Regions from separate parts of the Homo sapiens genome. Here region 2 is linked to region 1. The links are chromatin contacts, found by POLR2A ChIA-PET in ENCODE. All regions are on one chromosome and are shown on one strand. Each heading gives the region's core, a stretch centred on a gene start or an enhancer-like site at or near the end of the contact. The rest is flanking DNA. Distances are from core to core; before and after follow the strand shown. Region 1 overlaps GPRIN3 (GPRIN family member 3). Region 2 holds the start of LEF1-AS1 (LEF1 antisense RNA 1).

What was found. ChIA-PET counts read pairs that join two places held with the same protein, here RNA polymerase II (POLR2A).
Region 2: POLR2A ChIA-PET joins it to region 1 with 19 read pairs in BJ. The contact joins the promoter of LEF1-AS1 here to the enhancer-like site in region 1. POLR2A ChIA-PET finds 5 or more read pairs at or near these places in 2 of 52 experiments (BJ and activated T-cell).

Annotation. Positions count from the first base shown.
Region 1 is chr4:89,282,371-89,285,070 of GRCh38, forward strand. The region is part of intron 1 of GPRIN3 (GPRIN family member 3); the gene reads right to left. Among named protein-coding and RNA genes, the nearest start is that of GPRIN3, 24 kb to the right of the region's middle. Within about 2 kb of position 1,426, at least 8 of the 41 ENCODE cell types and tissues checked have a DNase peak (open chromatin) inside an H3K27ac peak, as active enhancers do.
Region 2 is chr4:108,166,190-108,168,889 of GRCh38, forward strand. LEF1-AS1 (LEF1 antisense RNA 1) reads left to right here and starts at 1,336. Exons shown (of 3, transcript NR_029374.1): 1 at 1,336-1,644. It overlaps LEF1 (lymphoid enhancer binding factor 1), which reads right to left. Exons shown (of 12, transcript NM_016269.5): 1 at 1,366-2,700. The coding sequence starts at 1,578. LOC124900752 reads left to right here and starts at 1,750. Exons shown (of 2, transcript XM_047416528.1): 1 at 1,750-2,700. The coding sequence starts at 2,311. RefSeq lists silencers at 697-936, 2,693-2,700 and enhancers at 814-1,315, 2,343-2,432.

The sequences.
Region 1 (2,700 bases), core at 176-2,675:
CAACATGCCTTGTTACCTTGACCCTCAAGGGGTTGTAATCTCTCACCTGCTTCAGTGGTGTGCATCTATTATTGGGATAAACTCACAGATTTATAAGCCTCATTAGGAAAGGAAGGATCCAAAGTGTGTAGAACAAGCTTGTCCTTATGCAGTCCAGGACAGCTTTGAACATAGCCCAACACAAATCTGTAAACTTTCTTAAAACATATGTGATTTTTTTGCAATTTTTTTTTTTTTTTTTTTTTAGCTGATCAGCTATTGTTAGTGTGTTTTATGTGTTGCCCAAGACAATTATTCCAGCGTGACCCAGGGAAGCCAAAAGACTGGACAACCCTGGTGTAGAATATTAATCTGACAAATCACTTGTCAGAAGTATGGGATTTTTACCCACTAAAAACTACCTCTTCGTGGCCCGAGGTGGCTCAGAGAGCTATCCCCACTTTGCTGTCATGGGAACTATGAATCACAGTCTCAGAGTCTACATCGAAGACCTCACAAATCTGTGGAAATCTGCCTAATAAAGATATAATAACTTGGACTTTTAAGAATTCACTAATTTGATGACTTGCCACACATGCGATTATGTTACCCTCAGATGGTAATGGAGGAATGTTTTTCTGAAAGTGATAAGAACACTATGCACATACGTTCAGGCCTAAAAAGACCGATTGTTATTAATATTAACAAAGATAGCCAAGGCCTTTAGTGTTTTGTTTGTAAAATCCCTTGCTTCATTGAGGGCTATGAGAGGAAGTAAAGACAGGCCTTCAGAGTAATTATTTTTCTTATTCACTCAATTCATGCAGCTGAACAATAGGCCTATGTAGCACAAACATTAAACATTACTTTTTAGGCTATCCCAAATTGTTTAACATACACAATGTGCCAGGCCTGTGGTGGGTTCTAGAGAGCCACAAAGGCTCAATTCCTGCCTTCAGAAGCTCACATCCACTGGGCAGAAAGGTGATTTCATTGCTACAGATTTCAATGGTAACACAAGAAAAGAATGACTCATTCCAACTTTTGCAATCAGGGAAAGCTTCCGGGGAACCAGTGGAGATCTGCTGCAAAACAGGGAAGGAAAAAAATACCAGGAACATAGTAAGTAATCACACAGATCATGGTACACACAAGGTGGGTGGAATCTGCCAGTCCTCACCTTCAGGAAGTTCATATCTAGTGGGGGAGGCAGAAACATAAAGGGAGACTGGACTACGGTATAATGGTGAGCCCTTTGGTAGAGCTCGGCATAGGGTGTTATGAGTGCACAATGCTGGCATATCTAAGAGAAGGCCCACCCAAGGCCTCTGAGTGTAAGCAACAGCAATGCTGCCTTGAAAACTAAGCAGGACTTCACCAGTGGGGAGGAAAGGGCATTTCAGGTGCATATGGACAAGCATGAATAGATATACAGGCAGCCTACTGGGGAAGTGGTTGAGGGTGGGGTGGGGCTGGAACAATATTTAGTTGGCATGGCTGCAGCTCCGGATGCAAGATATAGGGCTAAAGGGTGTGACAAAGTAAAACTGCGGGGGGCTTTGTAAGTGAAACTGTGAGAAGTAGGGCACTGGCAGCAGGAACTGAGGGAAGGATGGACCTAGAAATACTGAAGAGGTCAAATCAGCTGTGCCCTCTGATTGAATGCGAAGGATGAAAGAATGGAAGGATCCAAGGTTTTAAGACAAGGCAGAAAAGCAACTGTGTTGAGGTAAACGCTATGACAGATGGTATCACAGGGTACCCACCACAAGCTGGTGAGGTAAGGGCCTCAGCAGGATTCTGGAAAGGTGTGCTGGGCAGAATGCCCTGAAGGATGGGGAGTCAGCCAGGTGAAGGAATGGGTGGGTGGAAGAGGCCACTAAAGCAAATGAACGGCATGAACAGAGACAGGAGGCTGAAGACCACATGCTGGAGGACTGCCAGCCATTCAGAATTACTGTCCCTTACCTTCTGGAAACATTTCACTGTGTGAGAGGCACAGTGGTTAACAATGCCTCTAGGATCAGATTATTCAGGTTCACATCTGGTTGGCCACTTACAAGCTGTGTGGCCTCAGGCAAATTAGTTGACTCCCCAGTGCCTAAGGTTTGTAACACTTGCCACCCAGGAATGAAAATAACACCTTCCTCTAGGATTGTTGTGCATTCTTAGAAGAGAGTTTTGCACACAGGTTAGCTAGTAGTAACAGCAATAATATTAGTGATTATGGTAGTAGAATTACTTGGGCTTTCTTACTAACAGGAACTCACCACCAGGTCTACCTTCCAAGTCCACTGCTCCTTCCCTAGCTCCCTTTTCTCACCCTGAAATCGCCTTTGCAAAAATTATATCAGTGAGAATATTATGGCAGTGGGGGAGATCTGATCTAGCCAACCCAACTCCCCATTCCTTGCCTTTAGCTTTCAAGCTGCCTTAATTATTCTTGGACTTAGGCCTAGGCCTAGCTAACTTTGGAAGACATTTAGATTATAGTTTAAATGAGAATGAGACCATCAGGCTAGGGGAAGGAGAGGAGCCTGAATTCTGCTAATAGGCTGGTCACAAGATATGCAACTTCCCCAATTACTACTGCAATAACATCACCAATGTAGACTGGCCTTTTGAGATATCTTTTCAGGCCTTTTGCATGTCTGACACTGCTGGCTCCACTTGGTCCTGCCAAACTGCTCCTGTGGCCCCACAGAGGAGTGACTCAGCTCA
Region 2 (2,700 bases), core at 86-2,585, about 19 Mb after region 1:
CGCTCAAACTGGATTCAACGGGTAAAGAACACCATTCTGTTCTCTGAACGCAGGCCCCCAGCCTTTCAAAATTCGTACTCACCTCTGCCATTGGGATAGAGAAGGCAGATCTGAGGTGTTCTTAAACGCGCTGTTTAAAACCCAAAATGTCCCCGCCCTCAAAACCACACACTTTCTTTTTGGGGGTAGAAAGATGCCATTTAAGGAAAAAAAGGTATATCCTCCAAGTTTCTTTGGAGGGAAAAGGCGTTGGTTAAATCATTCGGGTGTCAGGACTTTTCTACCGGATTTCCTCCAGAGGGTTTCCCAGTTGTGGAACAAGGGTGACCAGTGGAGTGTCGGGTATCAGGGTCCATCCGCCCCCTAGACCAGCTCTGGACTAGGCTTCAAACAGCCCTCCAGCGCGGCCCTGCTCCGCGCTTTCTCTAGCCAGCACCCACGTGTCTCTATTTACTCTACTCAGGTTACCAGCTCTATCGCCCGCAGCGGGCCAGAAGACCCGATAAAGCGCCTTCCACCCTGCAGGACTAGTGCCCGGCTTCCGCTGCTTCTCCGCCTTTCTTCTGCGTAGATTTAAGGCCTGATCCGGTCCCAAACCCCAAATAAAAGTTGTGGGTTTGTTTCCAAGTGATGGCGGTTGGAGAAAACTAGAGTTGGGGGCGGTACAGCCAGGGTGTACCCTTGCGGTGGGTCGGCTCGGCGCACCCACAGCTCCCAGCTGCTAGCCCAGGCGCTGGGGCCGCAGGGACTGAACCCCGCACCGCCCCCGCAGCCCGGGTGCGCGCCCCATCGGCCGGCCTGCTCCCCGCGGCCCGGCTCACCGGTGGTAGGGACGGCCCCGCCTGCCCCAGCCCACGCCCGCCTCCCCTTCCTCCCGCCTGTGGCTCTGCTCGTCTCCACCTAAGCCTTTGGTGGTTTAACGCACTTTTGCAGAGACATCTACCAAGAGATAGCGTGTGCACTTTGTTTTCCGTCCCACGGAAGAATTTATCAGTAGCGTTATTCAGCCCTACTCGCTTTAAAGCACGGCACCCCTCAGCCCAACAAAAAGACCGAAGGCGAAACATTGTGGGTTCCTGCCCGCGAACCAACCGTTCAGCCACCGAACCCCCTAAACTGATCCATTTGGAATAAGTTACCCTGCCCCTCTACCTCCCATCCTACACACACACACACACACACACACACACACACACACACACACACTGCGGACCGGGGGCCCAGCTACGCACACACCCCAAAACAAACGAGGGATCTACTCGGGACCCTCAGCCGGGCGGCCGGGCGCCTTCGTTCCCTTCCTCCCTCTCTGAGTTTCCCAGGGACCCGCCACGCCTCTCGGAACTGGGGCAGCGGCCCGCTCACCTCGTGTCCGTTGCTGGCCGGGATGATTTCAGACTCGTTCACCAAGGAAGACTTGATGTCAGCTAAATCGCCTTCCTCTTCGGGATGACTGATCTCGGCGAAGATCTTTTCCTTCTGAGGATCGCCCTCGTCCTTGAAGGGGATCATCTCGTCCGTGGCGCAGAGTTCCGGGTCCCCCCCGCCGCCGCCACCTCCTCCGGAGAGTTGGGGCATCCCGGCGGCTCTGTAATCTCCGCTCCGCTGTGGGAGCACCCGCGCAACAGCAGGAAAGACAGAGGGGTAACTCAAGGGTGGGGGAGGAAAGGAGAGTTGGAAGGGTTCGTGCAGCAGGACAGCGGGCGGAAGCGGGGCGGGCGAGCGCGGGGCCGCCGGCCGGCAGCCGGAGCAGCTGCCGCGGCGCCCGAATCCCGGCGGCCGCCGCGCTTTCCCGCTTCGCGGAGACCGACGCAGGCGCCCGCCCCCGAGGCCGAAGGGCACTGGGCGGCGAGGGCTGCGGTAGCTGGCGACTCCGGGGGCGTCTGCGCGGCGCGCGCTAGACGAGGCTGCCCCGGCGGCCACCCCGCGACCCCGCGTCGCCGGGATTTGCGCGCGGAGAACGCCGGTTCTGGAGGGAGCACGCCTCCCCAAAGTGCAGAGGAGGGTCCGGCGGCGCGTCTCCGCGGAAACCCTCTCCACTGTAGTTACCCCGGATGCCGACTTAGTAGTTTGTTTTCCGAGAAAAGAGAGGGGATCTGGGCAGAAGGGCCCCGTTTGCCCCAAAAGAAGGTGCAAGGATCAGAAGATAACGAAACGTCCACTTCCTGAAGGGTGGGAAAAAAAGAAAAAGAAAAAGGAGCCACCCACGCTGGAGATGTCCGTTTTAGATCTTCTTATTTTCTTCCCTTTCGCTTCGGTTTTTCTTCTCGAGGCTCATTTAATCTGCTAGAGAAGGAGGAGGAGCAGAAGATGGGGGCCGAGGAGGAGGGGAAGAGAAAGAGAAGTTTGCCAAGAATAAAGTTTTTGCCGGCAAGCGCGGGGACTCCGCAGTGGAGGGCACTGCGGAGTCTCGGGGAGTCACAGCGGGGGCCTCGGGCCCAAATGCCTCTGCCCGGAGCTCGAGCCGACACACACACTCAGTCCGACCCCTCTTTGTTCCCGGCTCGAGTTTCTCAGCCTGGCTCGCCGGCTCGCCGCTCTGCACGCCTCCGCCGGCCAGCTCTGTCAAAGCAAAGAGCTGCGCCCCTTGAGTTCGCCCGGCCGAGGGGAGGGGACGCCCCGAGCTTGGCCGCGTGCGAGGCTCCGGGCGCGTCCTGGTTCCTCGGCCCGAGAGCGCGCAGCCCGGGTCCCTCCTCCGCG